2 separate regions of the Homo sapiens genome follow, and region 1 is linked to region 2. A link is an interaction called in ENCODE POLR2A ChIA-PET data of the cell type or tissue named here. Cell type or tissue: A673. All regions are shown on one strand. Links, peaks and the distances in the headings refer to the core of each region. The heading gives the core; the rest is flanking DNA.

Region 1 (11,023 bases), core at 1,820-9,819, 96 kb after region 2:
ATGTGGTCTCATTCAATGTTGAGCGCACCTCTGCCCTCAACACAGCATCACTGGGGGGAGAACAGGTTCAAAAGACCTACGGGAAGAGTGAGAAGGGGGGCTCTCTTTGTGCATGAAATATCTGTTCCTCCATTAGCATTTCTTAATACTGAGCTGAAGAGCACAATGACACATTTTCCTAGATGGTTATAGAAACCTCAGCTTAATTCCTGATCTGAAACTGCATCATCCCTGCAGACTCCCTCCCCACAAGCCCTGCCCTGGCCCACAAGCTGCACTTCAACTTCAGTGCTTATGGCTCTAGCTGTCAGGGTCTTTGCTTATCTGTGCTACCTAAAGCCTTCTTTGTTGTTTTCTTCTGAATTCAACTCTGTTTTTAAAGTTTTTACTGTATGTTATCTAGAATTCCCAGGCAATTGTCATGGAAGAGATGTATTGTCTCAATCTACCAGGTTTCCAAAACCAGAAGTCCTCACTATCTTTCTATTTCAAATAAATTCAATTTAATTCATCTCAATTTATCATGCATATATTGAGAACCTAAAATGCGTCAATTCATTGCTAGACATTGGAGATCAAGAGCTAAGACTCAGTTCCTGCTTTTAAGAAATGTGCAGTCTCGTGGAAAAGGCAAGCATATTTTAAAATTATAACACAATTTGTTAAGTTCACGTCCATTTTACAGAATAAGCAGTGGGAGGGTTAGACTGAAAGGAGACATGGCAAGAGGCCAGAGACCAGTATTATATAGTGATTATTTGACTAAGACATTACAGGGTCTGTAATACTGTTTCCATGCGGGACTTCTTTCCTGACATTTCTCAAGAAATTTATATGTTTTTCTAAGTTCCAAATTTTAGAAAAATCAGTCAAGAAATCAGAAACATGAAAGTATTATAATTCTCCTGTGAGAATTAGAGCTTAACAATTAACAAAGAAACATTACTGGCTCAAAGGAACCCAATGACATCAAGCCAAAAGTAAGAACAGGAACCCTGAGCCACAGAGACAAGTATTAAGGTTGACATATCTGGAAACGGGGCAGAGGCATGTAAGACAGAAGCAGCCACAGCCTAATCAGTCTTTCTTAGGGCTGTGGCCATGGAGTCAGTGTGTGTTGGTAGCCCTGTCTGCTGGTAATCAGTTACTCTTGCAAATAAAATAAATATTAATAAGATTATACATTCAGTAACTGTTATATAAGTCCTATAAGCAGTGTGTCAAGAAATACAAGTTTCGGAAGCAAAATAAATCCCTAAATGGACAATTTTGTCATGCAAATCCACAGGGGTGATGGTAACCTTGTTAGAAGATATGAATGTCATGTTATTTGAGTATTGCCCGAATTGTTGGCATTTTCTAGTGTTTAAATATCTGCTATTCACTGAAGTTCTTTCCAAGTATGTTGACCGCCCAACAAAACTACGAAGAGAATAAATTAATGTTGTTATATAATGTTCTAGTAAGCCACCCGAAACTGACCTAAAATCTGAATTAACAAAAATAGTATATTTTTCAATGGACAAATGAAAACCAGAATAAGCAGATAAAATATTTTCATTGCTAAAAAAGGAAATGAACTTATTTGAAGCAACATGTTCCCTGACTCCCAATTTGAAGATGCTTTTGAACACATCTTTAATCAATCAATTCAATTAATGTAACACAAGATGAAAGATATTTTTCTACATTTGCAATATTTGTCCTAATATTGTCCAAAACTATTTGACAGTGAAATTCATGCCTATGTGTCTTACAATTTTATTAAGGATAATTTTAAAAATATTTAATATTTGTTGTATTATCACTCAATGTACTAATAATCTTTACTTGGCATTGATTTTGTGTTTATTTTCTCTTCTAATGTTTTCTATTATCAAATGTGTATATTAGGTAGAGGCCATTTTTGCATATTATTGAAATATATAATTGTGTCATAGTGTTTCGGTTCATAGCAATAGTAGCAAAGCATTTATTATTATCTCTTTTTCTTTCTTTACAGAAAGCCTCTCAAATTTTTAGTATAACCCTGTTACAGAAAAACTCTTCATTATTTATGATTATGACCAATTTTTATTATTTTAAAAACACGTAAGTAATAAGTCACACTAAATATAGAATAATTTATGAGTTTGCAAATTACTGGGCATTCCATTTTCTTGTTTCTGCATCACAAAAATTAATATCCGTCAGGAATTTGGAAGCAGTGGCCAGTACTAAGACAACCACAGTGGAAATGAAGAGGGAAGAAAAAACTAAAGAGGTATTTAAGAGATAGGATCGCCAGGATTTACTGGCTGACGAGATGTGAGGAATAGGAGAGAAAGAGGAATCTAGACTAGCTCCTAAGCATCTGGTTTTGTTGACTTGGTTGGTACAGGTTTCAGGAAAAAAGGCTGGGGGTGGTAGCAATAGTAGTAGTAGTGGTAATGTTGCTCTTTTGAAATCCATTCTTGATCCTACAGCCAGAGGGATGGTAGCGAGGGGCCTTAGCTCAGCTGAGATTGTCACAGCACATAAAGTTTAAGGAGCCCGGGTTACTTGGCCGGGGATGTCCTCGGGTGTTTGGAGCTCAGCGCAGGGGTTTGTTCAGGAGTGGGAGGCTTGACATTCATCCACAAATAGACGGGAGTTACAATCACGGACATGTCAGTATTTGTTTCCAACTATTTCAGACTTGTTTAACAGATCTCAAGTGTAACAGAAAAGGTGGGTGTTTAGGAGCAATATGGGATAATTATTTTACAGCTTTCTCAGCCTTACCCATTATCTTAGTCATTTTGGCAAACAAAACGTGACAGCTGGTTGTGGCTTTTACCCTCTAGAACTTCCACAGCTACAGATATACATACTGTAAAAAGTAAAGGAGAAATGCCTTCTGTTTTTACTTTAGCTTGAAACCAAAATTTTAGTGAGAAGGAGAAATCTTCTTCTTTCCCCACTCCATTTTCCTTTAGTTACAACAACATTTACACACACACACAGGGAAAAATTATGAAAATAAGTTAAATCAAGTAGAAAAAATACAGTACAGATATGACAAGAGATGAAGAGAGCCCAGCAGAACCACTCTGTCACATTAATACAAAACAGTCAACTTGTGTGACACAAGGACCTCATCCTAATGATTTTTTAAAACTTGAGGCTTCGTGGCCTGTTCTGGTCCATACACTACAGAGCTTAGAGGTAAAGTTGAAGGCTCTAGAGTTGACCGAATTGAGGTTTGAATCCCAACTTCACTGTTCCGGGCTATGTGACCTTAGGTGAGCTATGCAATCCCTCTAAGCTTCAGTTTCTGTATATGTGAAATGAGTCATCCTTGACTTCTCCCATTCTCTAACCTCTCTGTCAGTCATCGACTAAACATTTCTTGTATCTGCTAACTTCTCTCCATCCCCACTGCCATGTCCAAGTTATGGACATCTCGTATGTGGACTGTTACAACACTCTCTAGTTGTTCTCCCCACATCCACGTTGCTCACTGAAATCCATTCTTGAACCTACAGCCAGAGGCATCATTTGAAATCATAAACCTGATCATATCATTCTGCTACTTAAAACCCTGCGATATCTCCCCATTGCCTGTGGAGTTTACCACCACTACCACCTGACAATGGGGTGCCTACCAGAACAGTCTCTGAGCTCCCTCTTCAACCTCCATCTCCTCTACCCCATGCACCTTGACCATTAACCTCCTTTCATCCTTCAAGTCTCAGCTTAGAAGCCACTTTCTCAGGAAGTCTTTTTTCCTCCCCACCCCACACCCTACTTCCTGCCTCTAGGTGTTCCTACAACACGATGTACTTCTCTCATCATGACACGCATCACACTCAATGACAGTTGGCTATTCACTTGTCCATATTCCCAAGTAGAGCATAAGCACCTCAAGAGCAGTTACCCGTTTATCTTGTTCTTGTTGCATCCTCCACCATTTAGCACAGTACTTGGGGTAGAAAGTGCTCAAAAATATTTGTTGCATGAATAAATAAGTGAATCAAACTTCTAATTTCCTGTTTCTAGCTGGGATGTGTTCTTTCATCCTGGCCTTACTTCCTGCTTGCTGTGCTCACTTCATGCTTGGTACTAATCGTGTGATACCGAATCTAGATTCCTAGTTGTTATATATATATCATATATATTTACAGATTAAATATAATATGTACATAATAGATAAATTATAATTACATAAACTTAATATTTAATATATTTAATTGATTGTTCTATAATTGATTGATTATTTGAATGACTTTTATTTATTCATTCTTCCATTTGATCAGCCTTTGACCATCTTATTTTTATAGTAACCATAGCCCACTGGCAGTTTATTTTAATCTATGATTTATGCATTCTACCTTTTCTAATTTTTTATTAATTTTTAAATAATTACTTCTTATATCAGCCACGTTTTTATCAGGAAAATAGAAGCCACTCTGTGTCTTCCAAATATTAATAGTTTTAGACAAGAAAGTGAAGCTTCTGCAACTGTTAGGGAAGCAAAGGTCAAGGAGGCCATTGTTAACACTCTGCTTGGAGCACTGAAGCACACGATTCCCAGGAGCTCACCTGGAAAACTGCAAAACTTGTGAGTCGAGAGATGCTCTAGACATCTATCCCCTCTCGTAGCACAAAAGGCAATTCTCCAAAAGTTCATCTGAAAGCTGCTTTGAACCTTACATCTCTCCATGCGTGTGCCTACAACTGCCACTGGAGAATACTGGCCTTGCCTTCCTCCTTCCTCATACAAGTGCGTCTTCCTGGATGGTCTCTCCTGAACCTCACAGAGAAGAGAATTCTGCAAATTACAACTACAGTCCTGATTTCTCTTCCATGGAGCAGGGAGACATTAGAAGGGGTGGCAGGGATGTTCAGTTGACAACAAATAGCTCCACACACTTGTTCTACGCTCACTGAAAACAGTTATATTAATGACATTGATGACAATAAGCTTAATAAATATTTTGTTTGTCCACTGGGTACCAATGCCCACTTTCCTGTAAAATAACAAAAACTAAATGGTAATGCCCATTCAGTATGGTGCATACAATGAACGTTATGACTGACGCTGAGCTGTCTGCATTACTGTTTTATGACTCTTAAGTGGATAGATGAGTCACATCCTTGTGTCCTACACACAACCCATTAAAAGCAACAGGCCTCTGCAGACCTGGGGAAAAACAAGGCAGTCTTGCACTCTTAGATTTCATTCCTGGCAAAGGTGCTATAAGTCAAAATGATGTAAGCTGAATCAGATTTTCCAGTAGAAACTAAGCCACATTCATTACCAACAGCTTAAAGACCAACCTCTTTATAGAAAATGACCACAGACGTCACAATTAGCTAAATGCAAATGGTATATCTGTAAACAAGTCAATGTAAGCCTTTACAAAACATATAGATACCGAACAGGGCAATACAGAAGTCAACCACCGGATTATAATCGCTATTTAAAATGCTGATATCTTCTAATGATTTTTGTTATATTTACCAAAATGAATAGCATTTGTTCAGGGACTCTTTGGGCACATTCTGAGAGTAATCTTTAAAAAGATCTGTGAGGAAAATTAGGAATGTGCGATATGTTTTGAGAAATAAATCCAGGGATGTGTGCTCCTTAGTGTCCGTCTGCTTATAGTCCCCAAATGTACAAAGCAAAGAATAATTGGCCATTGGGTTTTGCTTTCTGAACTGCTGGCACATAAGTACTAGCTACTTACTACCTTATACCTAAAAATTGCTTTTAAAATGCACAACTTAACCTCCATTTTCACTGAAATTTCTGACATTTTATCCCCTATTACACTATTACAAAGTGTCAGGAGCTCTCAGTTCCTGACCTAGAACAGAAGCCAGGTCCACTAATATATATCAGTGGGTCTGACTCATTAGACTGATTATAAAGGTTGATTTGATTCTGACTCCAGAAATAATTCTTTTGCAGCAGTAGTAGAATTGAATCCTCTAATGGAAAAATGTTACTTTCCAATTAAAAAAAAAAAGACTCCGAAAGAGTGACTATTCAGAATACTTGTAAGTTAAAAGCACTTTCTTTTCCCCCATAAGTGTACTGGAATGTAGAGATCCAAATTCACAGTCTTCTCTGAAAGTCATTATTTTGCTCTAAACCTTTCTGGGATTTCTGTGTGTGAACTGCCTTTTAAATCATCATAATCCAGGTGATGTGATCTATGTCAATCACTTTATGTTCACAAGACAGTTTTCATTTGTCCACGGCCTTTTTTTTCTTCCTCGGTCCCTCTCTTCTCTCCTCCACTTAATCTGCCGGAAATCCAGATCTTCCTTCTCTGTTACCTTCATGCTGGAGCCAGACAGGAGACATTCTTAAGTGCTGGGAGTGGGTACTGGAGCAGGGATAGTGGAGCCCAACCGAGGCTACCTGGGCAGGAAGGAGCACATCATCAGGAAGCAAACTCCAGGCCACGTATACAAAGCATCGCACTCAGAGGATGTCTGTATTCCCAAAGTCATGGACCAGGCAAGTTTTACCAAGTCTCTGGGAACATCCGTGTTCCCATCTGTGAAATGAGTGAGTGGGAGGAGTTAACCTTTCTTCCTTCTCTAACATTGTCTGGCTGTATGGTGTGTATTGTTTGCCTGCTGAAAGAATACAGTAGATATAACTTACTAAACCACTAAAATGGAAATAGTTGCCAGTGGCCGGTGCAAATTTAGATAGAGCAAATTTAACATGTTCGTTTAAATTCTAATACCATATGCAAAGGTGAAGAGACTGGGTGTAATCAGATGCATCCTAGGAAGTGGAATTTCCAGAGACATCTGAATAATGAGAGAAAGAGAGTGAACTTGGCAGTGCCTTAATTCAAGTGGCCAAGTACTGTACGGTTCTGGAAAATGCTGGTCCTCGTTATGTGAGCTCTTCCCATATGCCTTTGACTTCCCCCTGCACCACCTGCCTCCTCCCAAATGCCCTGCTACTCCCTGTTGACCTCCTGGGATTCTCTCCAGCGTGGAACCTTTCCTAACCGACTGGCTACACATTGTGACTTTTCCTGCTGAGAGCACTGGTCAGGTTCTAAACCCATAACCCTTGACCCCCCCCAAGTACACTAAAAGCCATTAACCTGAGGCCAAGATGTAATCTCAATATTTGATTCAATTCTCTTGAAAGCTGCCCACAATTTCCCATTATCAATGTATGCTGTTTAATTTAGATTATAGGCTCTTAGAGGGAAGGGACCACATTTGTGTATTTCGTCTGATTTGGCGCTGAATTTCTGCATTTAGCAGGTAATCTTTGGATTAACTCTCAAGAGAAAAGATGGCCTCGGGCTTAATAAAAGTTGATCCCAGCTCATATCATGTTCCAAAATTACAGTTGACAGATGATCACCACAGACGTTCCTGCTGTCATACTCTGTAAATGTAAGGAGGACCAAGGTCACCTGTGGACGGGTGGGTGGAGCTGCCTGCCCAGGGTTGTAGTCCAGGCTCCTCTGTTGGAGCTGTTCTTCATGGTTTTCCTCAGAAGAAATAGGGCATCCGCCTGTATTCATATGGGTCTTCCTTCCCAGCTTTGGCTGTGCTTTGGAGATTCTTCAGAAAGGGATGAACCCAATCACCTCTCCTGTCTGAGAAGCTGAGGGATGTACTAACCTGCTGGGGATGGATGAGTGGGTAGATAGATGGAGCTAGCAGGAGACCTCTGTCATTTAGGCCAACCCCTTCATTTTATAGGAAACTGGAATCCAGAGACAAGTAGTGACATGCTCTCTTATGCTACTGAGAGTCTCACTGTTTGAATTCCATGTGATCTTTTGTGCTTCTGCTAGAAATACAGTTAGGTTAATTCTTAAACAACTTTCCTTCCAGAATCCTAGAGAGCCAAGGAACTGTAGGACCACTGTTACTAACCCCAGAGCCACTAGTACCAGTCCCACCTCCAAAGTCCCAAGAAATTAAGTAAGCAAATAAACACACAAGTACATTTCAGCTAAACAGATAATCACAAGGTATATCTTTTAAATTCCCAGGCTGATGAGGTCGTTAAATAATCTAGAAGGAAGAAACTAAGCCAAAACAAATACTATAAAATACAACTGGAATAACTGACTAAGAAAGATAAAAGAATCCCAGATTTCATATCCATAAAACCCAGATGAGTATCTCATTGATGTAAACAAAGTATGTGTGTGTGTGTGTGTGTGTGTGTGTGTGTGTGTGTGTGTGTGTGTAGATAGATAGATCCTCTTCTATAGGTGTTTTGAGTCACCACTAGAAAGAATACATGTGGCCACTTTGGGAGGCCGACGCAGGAGGATCACAAGGTCAGGAGATCGAGACCATCCTGGCTAACACGGTGAAACCCCGTCTCTATTAAAAATACAAAAAATTAGCCAGGTGTGGTGGCGGGTGCCTGTAGTCCCAGCTACTCGGGAGGCTGAGGCAGGAGAATGGCTTGAACCCAGGAGGCGGAGCTTGCAGTGAGCCGAGATCGCGCCACTGCCCTCCAGCCTGGGCAACAGAGCAAGACTCCGTCTCAAAAAAAAAAGAATACATGTGGCACTCCAATATCCTAGGGAAGTGGGCTATGGTTACATTCACGGGGCGGACTGTCTGAGAAAATATTGTAGTAACCGAGGTGCTTGTGCTGTTGGGGCTAGGCTGTAAAAATTAGACTCTCCTCCTTCATACCATTAAACATCACAATGCCTAGTACTGACAGAAACCCCCTAAAGCTGGGTGACAGACAGCAGAAGCTATTATGAAACTCCCCCCAGTGATATCAAGACTTCTTCCTGGAAGAAGACAGTGACTGATGTGACTCTTCATCTGAGTCATCTCATGGTGTACAGAAGCTGTTTCTCTCTGTCCTGCCTCTTAGGAGGGCACGCTGCCCATTGGAAACTGACTCCAGGCAGTGTGAGGAGTAAGGCCAGCTCATATTGTTTATAGGCACTTTAGAACCTCGGTCATCTCCTAGTGATCTACAGTGTTTGGTTTCTTCCTGGGACAGAGGAGTGCTCTGTAAATCAAGCCCTTCTTGGTTCGTCAGCCCTCTGTCAATGTTTGCTGAGTCCTCAAGTCAAAGGCAAGTCGGAACAGTGTGGAGACTTTGGCAAAGGGCTTGTTCCCCAGTGTTCAACCTCTCCATTTTGATGAAACAATTCTAGGGTGAGGTTGGCCCTAGGAATTATTTCTCTGACTCATATTCCCTTTCCTCTTTTCACACACTCAGAATGCACCATGCTGAGCACCTCATAGCCCCGAGCAGAGAGAGGCCAGGGTTGGGGCAAAGCCCTACTGGGGCCCACTCCCAAGACTGAGAAGACAAACAGGGAGGCGTCTCTCCCAAGCCAATTTCTTTCATCACCCAAAGCTATTTAGGGACACCATTGCCACACACTTCATGAAGAAACCCCAAACTGGTTCTAGCTCTCAGAGGTGGGAATAGACCTACTTAAGTTCTATGAACAAAGAATAGAGAATTAAGCCAAGCAAAGAGATAGGCAGTAGGTTTGATATCTGCCTTTCCTGTCGGGAAGAGGAGCAAGGGGCCGCTGCATCTTTAGAGACTTGAGCTAACGACAGACACAGATCCTGGCCCCGAAAAGCAGTTGGACTGTTTGTGGGCATCGTGTTCCATGCTTCATCTTTCATCATCTGATTCAGCAGACATTAACTCTGTTGGCTCTTAGAGTGCAAATGATGAAGACAGAACACCAACCTTCAAGCAATCCACAATTTAGAAGGGAAGGCAGACACGCAAACAGTTTCCATATAATCGGTAGGTATTAAGGCAGACTTATGCATAGAGTGCTATTTTGCTTTTCCCAAGGACACAGGTGGTAACACACACACACACACACACACACACACACACACACACACTCTAGAACATAAGCTCAGTATTGTTATATGTCTCCACTCATGATTGGAGTCGCAGGAATATTTCAGGTGGAGCAAGAGAAGCTCTACCAGCACTGAGAATTGAAAGTCTGCACAAGGGCCTCCTGTGTTCTACCACTGTCTTGAAGGTGCTCCCACTCTCAACATTTCACAAGCACTAGCTCACTCCGTCTGAAACAAAAAGAGTGAGTATACAAAAAGCCTGTAAAATACATAACACACTGCCTCCTTATGGGAGGCGTCCTGTGTCTCACACTCTCTGGAGAACAGAGAAGATGTGGTTGTCAGCTATCCACAGATCTGACCTTGGCTGACCTTCTGTAACTCTGAACAAGGCTATGCTTTTCTATACTGGGAATCCTTTGAATAGAATAAGATGTTTGAATAGAAATGAGGTTTTATCGGAAAGTGAAGTTGGAGAGTATTAAAATGATGATGAAAAGTGTCATTTATTCACTAATTTATGCATTCATTATGTCTGTTCTTCACAATTATATTTGGATGTCTGTTGTGTGTTAATACGTTGGTGCAAAAGTCACGTATGTGTAGGAGGTAAAGATGAATAAAATGTGCCTGACCTCAAAAAGTTACCCTCAGTGTGAGAAACTTGAGTTCATCAATTAACAAAAATTCAAAGAGGAATGACACAAGTGCTCTAATAGAAATGTATCAGGGTTCCAGCTTTGGTTCTGTACCTAAGAAGCTTAAAAGTTGTCATTCTGCAGCAACAAGTACAAATTTGAACAAACTAAAAAACCAACAACTCTTCTTAGATCTGTAAGAGAAATGAGGTCACAGGGCAAACTGCTGCTCTCAAAATTGGAGAGCTAGACAGGCAGATACAGAGAGTCACAACTAACCGGAGCAGAAACCCATGAGCAAACCTCTGTGAGATCCAGCACCTGGAGAGGAAACCATGAATTGCTGGAGGCTGAGTATGGATAAGTTTAGGAGTTAAAAACACCAGAGAAACCCAGTAACAGGGGTCGAGGTTGGGGGCACACTTTTGTGAGTTTTACCTCCAAGAGCTTGACCAGTTTCTCATGGTGAATACTGGGGGGAAAATCTCCTTGTGCTCCTGGCAGAAGGAAAGAGAGGAATCATTTTGAAATATGCCAGAGCACTCTGTTCTTTTTAA
Region 2 (11,023 bases), core at 1,486-9,485:
AAACCCATCAGATCTTGTGAGGCATATTCACTATCACGAGAATAGCACTGGAAAGACCAGCCCCCATGATTCAATTACCTCCCCCTTGGATCCCTCCCACAACATGTGGGAATTCTGGGAGATACAATCCAAGTTGAGATTTGGGTGGGGACACAGCCAAACCATATCATTCTACCCCTGACCCCTCCAAATCTCAAGTCCTCACATTTCAAAACCAATCATGCCTTCCCAGCAGTCCCCCAAAGTCTTAACTCATTTCAGCATTAACCCAAAAGTACCCGGTCCAAAGTCTCATCTGAAACAAGGCAAGTCCCTTCTGCCTATGAGCCTGTAAAATCAAAAGCAAGCTAGCTACTTCCTAGATACAATGGGGGTATAGGTATTGAGTAAATACAGCCATTCCAAATGGGAGAAAATGGCCAACACAAAGGGGTTACAGAGCCCATGCAAGTCTGAAATCCAGCAGGGCAGTGAAATTTTAAATCTCCAAAATGACCTCCTTTGAATCCAGATCTCACTTCCAGGTCATGCTGATGCAAGAGGTGGGTTCCCATGGTCTTGGGCAGCTCCACTCCTGTGGCTTTGCAGGGTGGAGCCTCCCTCCTGGCTGCTTTCATGGGCTGACTTTGAGTGTCTGTGGCTTTTCCAGGCACATGGTGCAGGCTGCCAGGGGATCTATCATTCTGGGGTCTGCAGAATGGTGGCGCTCTTCTCACAGTTTGACTAGGCAGTGCCCCAGTAGGGACTCCGTGCGGAGACTTTGACTCCACATTTCCCTTCCACACTGCTCTAGCAGAGGTTCTCTATGAGGGCCCCACCCCTGCAGCAAAACTTTTGCCTGGGCACCCAGGCATTTCCAGACATCTTCTGAAAACTAGGTGGAAGTTCCCAAACCTCAATTCTTGACTTCTGTGCACCTGTAGGCTCAACACCATGTGGAAGCTGGCAAGGCTTGAGACTTCCACTCTCTCTGAAGCCACAGCCCGAGCTCTACGTTGGCCCCTTTTAGCCATGGCTGGAGTGGCTGGGACACAGGGTACCAAGTCCCTACACTGCACACAGCATGCGGACCCTGGGCCTGACCTACAAAACCACTTTTTCCTCCTGGGCCTCTGGGCCTGTGATGGGAGGGGCTGCTTTGAAGGTCTCTGACATGGCCTGGAGACATTTGCCTGTGGTCTTGGGGATTAACATTAGGCTCCTTGCTAACTTATGCAAATTTCTGCAGCCAGCTTGAATTTCTTCTCAAAAAATGGGTTTTTCTTTTCTACTGCATTGTCAGGCTGCAAATTTTCTGAACTCCTATGCTCCATTTCCATTTTAAATTGGAATGTTTTTAACAGCACCCAAGTCACCTTTTGAATGCCTTGCTGCTTAGAAATTTCTTCCACCAGATACTCTAAATCATCTCTCTCAAGTTCAAAGCTCCACAAATCTCTAGGACAGGGGCAAAATGCTGCCAGTCTCTTTGCTAAAACATAACAAGAGTCACCTTTGCTCCCATTCCCAACAAGTTCCTCATCTCCATCTGAGACCACCTCAGCCTGGACCTTATTGTTCATATCACTATCAGCATTTTTGTCAAAGCCATTCAACAAGTCTCTAGGAAGTTCCAAACTTTCCCATATTTTCGTGTCTTCTTCTCAGCCCTCCAAACTGTTCCAACCTCTACCTGTTACCCAGTTCCAAAGTTGCATCCACATTTTCAGGTATCTTTTCAGCAATACCCCACTCTACTGGTACCAATTTACTGTATTAGTTTGTTTTCACGCTGCTTTCACATGTTAATTGGACTTACAATTCCACGTGGCTAGGAAGGCCTCACAATCCATGGCAGGAGGCAAAAGGCACTTCTTACATGGCAGTGGCAAGAGAAAATGAGGAAGAAGCAGAAGTGGAAACCCCTGAAAAACCCATCAGATCTCATGAGATTTATTCACTATCACTAGAATAGCATGGAAAAGACCAGCCCCAGTGATTCAATTACCTACCTCTGGATCCCTCCCACAACACATGGGAATTCTGAGAGATACAATTCAAGTTGAGATTTGGGTGGGGACACAGCCAAACCATATCACATGGCAATATGCATCTCTCCTTCAAATGCAATTTTTAGTTTGGTCGCTCTCAACCCTTGACTTACCATATTTCCTTTCTTGAAACTCTTCAATCAAATTCTGTTGTTCTGGATGGGCATGGTGGCTCACGCCTGTAATCCCAGCACTTTGGGAGGCTGAGGTGGGCAGATCACTTGAGGCCAGGAGTTTGAGACCAGCCTGGCCAACACGGTGAAACCCCATCTCTACTAAAACTACAAAAATTATCTGGGTGTGGTGACACTCACCTGTAATCTCAGCTACTTGGGAGGCTGAGGTGGGAGAATCGCTCGAATCCAAGAGGTAGAGGTTGCAATGAGCTGAAATCTTGTGCCACTGCACTCCAGCCTGGGTGATAGAGTGAGACTCTATCTTAAAAAGAAAAAAAAATCTGTTGTTCTAAGGATAAAGGTCAAACCTCTACATGCCCCAAAGCCCCTCTTGGAATGGTCCCCACCTTCCCCAGTCTCATGCCACATCTTGCCGCTCTTTGCTCTCTAACTCTAGCCTCACTGGCTTCCTTTCACTTTCCTGAATGCATGATGATTCACCCTTTGCACATACTATCCCCTCTATCCTAAATACTGTTCTCTGCTCTCAGAGAAAGCTCCAGCAGGTCTCCCCTTTACATATTCTTACGGTCACATGTACCTCTTCTTGGTAGCACTTATCACTGAAGTGAATTTATCTGTAGCTGTGGGGTTAATTATCTCCCCCTGCTAGACTGCAAGGGTGGTGAGGACAGGGACTCTGTTTGACTTTAGTAACCACTTTGTTTTTTATTTCTAGCATGGAAATATGGGCCATATGTTGTAGTTAAGAAGACATAGCATCCAGATACTCTTTCAAGGAAACAATTGTTTCCTGTCTGCAGGGAACATGGTCATCAGACAGTCTTCAGCTGTCAGCAACTTTAGCAGCAGCCTCAGTTGCATAGAGCAGTATCTCTGAAGGTAACCCTTCTTGAGGCAGTCCACATTTGGTACAGTAAAGCAGAGTTCAGTGGGTTTAATGGTGGCCCCAGAAAGACAGATCCATGTCCCAACCCTAAAACCTGTGAACGTGACCTTTTTTAGAAAAAGCGTTTCTGGAAATGTAATTAAGAATTTTCTTTTTTTCCAACTTTTAATTTAGGTTCAGGGGGTACCTCTGCAGGCTTGTTACATGAGTAAATCGCATGTCACAGGGATTTAGTGTACAGATAATTTTGTCACCCAGGTAATCAGCATCATACCCAATCGGTAGTTTTTTCAATCCTCACCCTCCTCCCACCCTCCACCCACAAGTAGGCCCCAGTGTCCATTGTTCCCTTCTTTGTGTCCACGTGTACTCATTGTTTAGCTCCTGCTTATAAGTGAGAACATGCAGTATTTGGTTTTCTGTTCCTGTGTAAATTCAAATACCCTCCAGTTCCATCCATGTTGCTGCAAAGGACATAATTTCATTATTTTGTATGGCTGTGTAGTATTCCATGGCATATATGTACTGCATTTTCTTTATCCAATCCACCAAGCTAATAATCTTGAGATATGATCATTTTGGATTCAGGATGAACCTTAAGTCCAGTGACAGATGCCCTTACAGGAAAAAGGCACAGGGATGTCAAATACACGTTATTATATATTTGTCTAAACCTAAGAATGTACAACACCCAAAAGTAAACCCTAATGTAAACGATGAGCTTTTGTGATGACGATGTGTCAATGCAGCTTTATCAATTGTACAAGTGCCCACTCTGGTGGGGGTGTTGATAATGGGGAGGCCGTGCCTGTGTGGGGGCAGAGGTACATGGGAAGTCTCAATATGTTTCTCTCAATTTTTCTGTGAGCCTAAAATTGCTCTAAAAAAACAAAGTCTTCTAGACACAAACTAAATAAAACAAATATGTAAAAGGCAAAGGGAGATTTGAGACAGCCCACAGAGAAGGCCAGGTGAAGACAGAGGCAGAGACTGTAGTGATGTGGCCACAAGCCAAAAAATGCCAGGAGCCACCCAGAGCTGGAAGAGGAAAGGAACGGTTCTCCCCAGAGCCTTGGAGGGAGCACAGCCCTGCCAACACCTTGATTCCAGACTCTGGCCCCTAGAACTGTGGAAACACAAAGTTCTGTTGTTTTGAGCCACGTAGTCTGTGATAGCTTGTTATAGCTGCCCTAGGAAACGAACACACAGGGGCATAAAGACCTCATATTTGGGCCACGGGGGATGACTCTGATGAGCAGTTCTGGCTCCAGAGCTCACTGCTGGGTTCCTGGGATTCCATCAGGCCTGCATCAGGGTTCAACTTCTGCTGCCCATTTCTGCTTTCTTCCTTCTTCCTTTCACAGGCTTTGACCCCCAATAAACATCTCGCACTCCATACTGACTGCTTCTAGTGAGCCCAGTGTGGCACACCATAATAAGATTTTTGTTAAATAAATAAAGTAGACAGTAAATTCCTGGAAAGCAAAATCCATGTCTTATTCATGTTTACAACCTTAGAGCTTAGCACAGTACTTCACACATAATAGATGTCCAACAACAATTTGTTAAATGAAGGAAAGAATGCATGAACATATAAGTGGATTATGTTGAATCTATAGATTGAAATGTATTTTAGTTAAATGTTTTCATATATCTCTTGTGAGCCTACACTGAGGGAGGGAGGGAAGGAGGGAGAGAGGGAGGGAGGGAGAGAGGGAGGAAGGAAGGAAGGAAGGAAGGAAGGAAGGAAGGAAGGAAGGAAGGAAGGAAGGGAGGGAGGGAGGGAGGGAGGCAGGGAGGGAGGGAGATTGTTTCAGGCTGTGTCTTAAACTCGTCTAAGCTCTGTCATCAGCCTCCTATAAGGGTAGGGCTGGAGAGGATACAGTCTCTAGAAAGGACAGCTCTTCCCCTTGAGGGCAACATTTTTGCCCTTGCAGAGCTAAGACTCTTCCTATCAACATGCAGAAATAATTCTACCACCCTGCCCCCAGCCCTTCTCACATAAATCCTAAGGATAAACATTTTTAATGTGAGGAGCAAAAATACAACAGAAGGAACATGCTGCAACAAGGCGGTGGATTGTGCATGAAGGAGAAGAAGTCGCCACTATTTTTAACAGTGGGAAAGACCCCATGAAGGAGATGGGATTTCACACTGGCTTTACCTCACAGCATGTTTCAGGGGCACAGGACCTTAGAGGTGACCTACTGCAGTGCCTTCTTTTATAGATGAAGAAACTGAGGCTCAGAGAAAGAAGTGATTTGCTGAAGGTCTTACTACCAGGCTAGTAGCAAAGATGAGGCTGGAGCCTCAGAGTTCTTTTCTATAAATCTTACCAGGGTACTAGGAAGGGAAGAATAAAAGGAGAGAAGGGGGAAGTGAGACAGAAGTGGCAAAATGAATAAGGTCTCAGTCTCTGTAGGGGGAAGGAGATAATCAGCCTCTGACTAGATACTTTAGACAGATTGTATTAATTATTCCCTGCAACGACTCTGTGAAACAAAATGTGCTGTCTTCATTTTATTATCTAGGATAGTGAAATAAGAAATGCTGGGTGAGTTGTCCAGGTAAACGGTGGAGTTAGGATTCAAACCCTGGTCTGTCTCACTCCAAAGACAGTACTTTATCCAGGAGAGCATGTTATAAGGGAGAAGGGTGGAATGAAAGTAGGAAGTGGAATGAAGGGATGGTGATGGGCAGGTTAACTGGGGAACACTGCCAAGGAAAACAGGAGGGGGGTTTGAGTAGCCCAGAATCCCCAGAAGAAGACCATAAAGCTCAGAGTGGTAGAAGAGGACAGTGAAACAGTTCTCATCTCCAAATGCCTAAGAACAAGGGGGAGATGGCAGGAGTGTCTACATCTGGAGTTTGAGTCATGGGTTTGTGTTAAAGGTGGAACCCTGGGCAGGTAGAAGGGCCATCATTATCCCTGCAGGAGGTAACTACCACCCAGATGCATGAAGGGCATGACTCTGGACATGGTGAGAAATAGAGAGATATGGAAGATGAATTAATGAAGGGGTGGGAACAGTTGGGATGGACAGAGCAAGGGGCTGCATGGAGTTCTGAGTGATGACTGAGAAGCTCCCTCCTTGAGAAGCACTTCAGTGGACATGCTGCTCAGGTCAACAAGAAAGCTGCACCTGGGAGAAGAATCCCAAGTGGCCAAGAGCAGCTCTGCTCTGCTCTCATTAAAGTGAACTCAAGGGACTTTGGCTTAGCGATGTCACTTCCATGTCTCATTGCTTTGGTCCAGGCCCTGGTCATCTTGCATGGCGACCTTGGAAGAATTTGTTAACTCGTCTCTTGCCTCTTCCAGTCTAGTCCCCTCCTCCAAACAACCCTCTTATTTTTTCCAAAATGGACCTTTGCAGGTCACAAGTCAGATTTGATCACTACCCAACCTTAAACGCTCAAAGATTAAAAACTCTTGTGCGCTGACCCAAGCTACTCATCTCCTACCTCTCCTCACCATTCCCCATACCAGAGCTGCTTTGAACTTAACACTATTCTATCAACAGGATGCAGTCTTTCACAGTGCCATGTTCTGCAGCTGCTTCTTCCTCTCTCTAGAATTCTGCAATCTCCATCCTTCACCGCCAGGTTTGTACCTGGCAAACACCTTCAGGATGATGCTTAAAGCCTTCCATTTAAATTATCCCTCTTACTTTCAAAAGAGAGCAGTGGTTCTCAGAATCTAAGTGTGAATCTGGGGAACTTAAAATATACTCATACATGAATCCCACCCCAGAATTTCTGTTTTAACTGGTCCAGGATATGGGATTGGCCTGGGCATTGGGATTTTATTTTATTTTATTTTAGAGATGGAGTCTCACTCTGTTGCCCAGGCTGGAGTGCAGTGGCACAATCTCGGCTCACCGTAACCCCCGCCTCCCAGATTCAAACGATTCTCCCGCCTCAGCCTCCTGAGTAGCTGGGACTACATGCACATGCCACCACGCCCAGCTAATTTTTGTATTTTTTAGTAGAAATAGGGTTTCACCATGTTGGCCAGGCTGGTCTCAAACTCCTTACCTCAGGTGATCCACCCGCCTCAGCCTCCCAAAGTGCTAGGATTATAGGAGTGAACCACCGCGCCTGGCTGGGATTTTTTTCTAAAACCCTGGAATTCAAATGTGCAGCAGACATTGAGAAACCATGGTGTAGAGTTTAAACTGCTTAACATTTTAAATGAGATCCTTCATCAGACCTGCTATGAGAAACATGATGCTATTTTCAATTAATGTAATCAGCGTGACAAGAAACCTAAAGAGAAGAGTCATAAATTATAATGACCACAGCTGTTAGTGACTACAGCTCTTACTTAAGGAATCAAGGGGAGTGGTTCTGACTTGTAAGTATTATAGGAATTTAGAGATGGAGAGTTTTTGTCTACATAAATAGGATAGTAATTAAACCGAGCCTTGAAGAATGAGAAATTCAACTTTCCACTACTTTGAATGGATTAGTGGAAAAAGGGGTGAACATTTTCATTAGAGAAAGGGCAGAAGGTAAGAAGATATAGGCTGAAACAAGGGTGAACACATTCAATCCTGGGTGCTTTCAAAATACTTTGCCTGTATGAACTTGTTTAATCTGCATAGTATCCCTAAAATATCCCCATTTTATACTAATACTAATATCTCCATTTTATAAATAAGAAAACTGAGGTACAGGGAGTTAGGTAATTTGCCAAAAATCACACAACCACCAAGAGAAAATCATAGTTTAAAGAATGAGTGAAGGATCTCACCCAACTGATGTAGTTTGGATGTTTGTTCCCTCCAAATCTCATGTTGATATGATCCCCAATGTCGGAGGTGGGGCCTAGTGGGAGGTATTGGATTATGGGGGCAGATGCCTCATGAATGGTTTAGGACAAACCCCTTGATAATTAGTAGATTCTCACTCAGCTCACAGAAGATCTAGTTGTTTAAAAGAATCTGGAACCGGCCGGGCACAGTGGCTCACGCCTGTAATCCCAGCACTCTGGGAGGCTGAGGCAGGCAGATCATGAGGTCAAGAGATCGAGACCATCCTGGCCAACATGGTAAAACCCCGTCTCTACTAAAAATACAAAAATTAGCTGGGCATGGTGACATGCACCTGTAGTCCCAGCTACTTGAGAGGCTGAGGCAGGAGAATTGCTTGAATCCAGGAGGCAGAGGTTGCAGTTAGCCAAGATTGTGCCACTGCACTCCAGCCTGGCAACAGAGTGAGACTCCATCTCAAAAAAAAAAAAAAAAAAAAAAAAAGAATCTGGAACCTCCTTGCTCTTGTTCTTGTTCTCATTCTCACCATGTGATACACTGGCTTTCCCTTCACCTTCTGCCATGATTGGAAGCTTCCTGAAGCTCTCACCAGAAGCAGATGCTTGTATCATGCTGCCTGTACAGCCTGTAGAACTGTGAGCTAATTAAATCTCTTTTCTTTATAAATTACCCAGTCTCAGACATCTCTTTATATCAATACAAGAACGAACTAACACAGAAAATTGGTACTGAGGAGCGGTGCATTGCTATAAAAATACCTGAAAATGTGGAAGCAGCCTTGGAACTGGGTAATGGGCAGAAGTTGGAAGGGTTTGGAGGACTCAGAAAATATGAAGACAAGGCAAAGTTTGGAATTTCTTACAGAATGGCTAAACGGTTGTGACCAAAATGCTAATAGAGATATGGACAGTGAAGTCCAGACCGACAAGGTCTCAGATGGAAATGAGGAAGTTATAGGAAACAGGAGTAAGGGTCACTCATATTTCACACTAGAAAAAAGCTTTGCTGCATTGTGTCAAAGTCCTAGGGATCTGTGGAAGGTTGAACTTAAAAGTGATGACTTACCGCATTTGGAAAAAGAAATTAATAAGCAGTAAAGCATTCAAGAGGTGGCATGGCTGTTTTTAACAACCTATGATCAGATGTAGAAGCAAATAAAAGTTGATACTTATATTTAAAAGAAAAGCAGAGCACAAAAGTTTGATAAATTTGCAGGATGGTCATGTGCTAGAAAAAGCAGCAGCATTTTGAGGGGAGGAATTCAAGAAGGCTGTGGAGTACTTGCCAAAGAGACTAGCATGACTGAAAGAGAACCAAGTGCTAATATTCAAGCCAAGGGGAAGAAGGCCTCAAATGCATTTTAAAAGTCTTTTGTTCAGCCCCTTCCAACAGAGGCCCAGAGGCTTAGTGATAGAGGCAGGAGGCAGACAAATGCCTAGGCAGATAGGGGCAGATCCCTGGTGAAACCCCACCTTCAAGCTGGAAACTGTCCCAGGTAAATCCTCAGACTGGATTGAAATACAAGCACAACAAGGTTTTAAGGCACTAGTCTGATCTTTAACAAAAATTTATAAAGGGTTATAAAAGGTTTATAAGAATCTCACCTCATGGTCAAACTGGTTAAGATCAGACAAATTATCTATAAGGTTTCATTTAAAAATTGGGGTTGACATTAATAGTTGACTAATACAAGGGTAAAGTTTGCCTTTCTCTCCCTTGAACAAGATTTTCATGTAATAGTAAAGGACAATGAAAGTTTTTTGCCTTTAAAAAAAAATTCTTGAGTCATCATTTTGGCTAAATGACTTGTGGTAACCCGGAATTTTATTTCATATATCAAATGCTTTGAACATCTAACATATTTAAGAGGCTTTCCAAAATTGAACTTCAGCTTCAAAAATTGTTTTTTCTGACCCCTAGCTTTTGGATGCTATGCAGGACCCCTGGAGCATCCAAAAGAGAGGTAAATAGGATTATTTGACATGTTTAGGTACATGAGATTGCCAAAGTGATGTTTAATCTTCTTTAGGTTATATTTTAGTGAATAATAATAATATGTGTTCCAAAATTGTATGGGATTTCTAAAATCTAATGTCTGAGTATATGCTATCAATCATAATTAAGATTATTATGTTAAGTTATTATAAACCATAGAAATCACCACATTTATTTGTCAATCATGTTTGACTGTAACTACCCTGGATATTTTGTCATTCACAGACGGTTGTTGTCTTGCTTTGATCCTTTTCAAAAGATGGTTTATAATCAGCTATAGGACTTTGGCAAGTGCTCTCAAATGCAGGTTTCTGATAACTTTGGACATTGTGACACTGGAATAAAGGAAAAATGTACAGGACTCATGAAGAGCTGAAATGTCCATGAATATCAAGCAGAACAAGAGTTAACAGAATGGACTGAACTAATAGAAAACTGAAGTAATCTTTTCAACCTTTTGCTTAAAACATTGCTGATTCTTGTTTTGTTTTTCAGAATCAAGGAAACTTCTATTTTGAGCTATTTACAGTCTTTAATAATTGAGTAAGGTATACTCCTGTGAACAAAATTTGGAGCATATTTGTTTCTCTCTGCCTGGCTTCTCCAGAATTTGGAAACTATCTGTGAGTATTCTTAACCTATGGCAATATAGTTATTAGCCTCAGTGCAGTAGGAATCCATTTTCTTTTGCAACAGGACACAATTGGAGAAACTGATTGTTTTACCAAAGCTTTGACTGGAAGGATGTGCTTCCCTTTAAGGAATCTAGATTGACTTGCAGAGCCAATAAGAGCTCCTTGGGAAAACTGGCCTCATATCTCATCTATACAGTCACTGTACAGGGTTCTTAACCTGTGGTGAGTAAAGAATGTCACTTTCTAACAGGCCCAGGAGCCCCATGTTCTTGGGACCTCAAGAAGAGAGTAATTTAACCAATTCATAGGTATTTGATAATACAAACCCATGGCTGGGCTCAGCTTTAAAAGGCCTTATCTGAGATTTCTTGTGGAACAGAGTTCCACCAAAACCAATTTAAAAGCCTATGTGAAAAATAATTATTCTTGCTGCACTTTATGCAAATAATCAGGCCAAGTATAAGACTAAAGTCTATTTTGCAAACAACTCAGTCTTATCATGATTTGCTTTTGACAAAAATGAGGACTGGAGAAGAGAAAAGTTATGTTTCAAAACTTATCATAC

What was found. ChIA-PET counts read pairs that join two places held together with the same protein. Peaks named below come from ENCODE experiments on the same cell type or tissue, not always from the same donor. Only the 100,000 strongest peaks of a DNase experiment are listed, where the experiment ranks them.
Region 1: POLR2A ChIA-PET joins it to region 2 with 12 read pairs; 2 of 35 experiments call an interaction of 5 or more read pairs at or near these places.

Annotation. Positions count from the first base shown.
Region 1 is chr11:129,634,383-129,645,405 of GRCh38, forward strand. No RefSeq gene overlaps it. Among named protein-coding and RNA genes, the nearest start is that of LINC01395, 23 kb to the left of the region's middle. RefSeq lists an enhancer at 4,798-5,997. In A673, for the core only: no CTCF peak of the experiment used is centred there; DNase peaks (open chromatin) are centred at 3,969, 5,139 and 9,219; H3K27ac peaks cover 2,420 bases.
Region 2 is chr11:129,539,141-129,550,163 of GRCh38, forward strand. No RefSeq gene overlaps it. Among named protein-coding and RNA genes, the nearest start is that of LINC01395, 73 kb to the right of the region's middle. In A673, for the core only: CTCF peaks have their summits at 4,048 and 4,315; DNase peaks (open chromatin) are centred at 4,601, 4,951, 5,771 and 7,331; H3K4me3 peaks cover 1,157 bases; H3K27ac peaks cover 5,104 bases.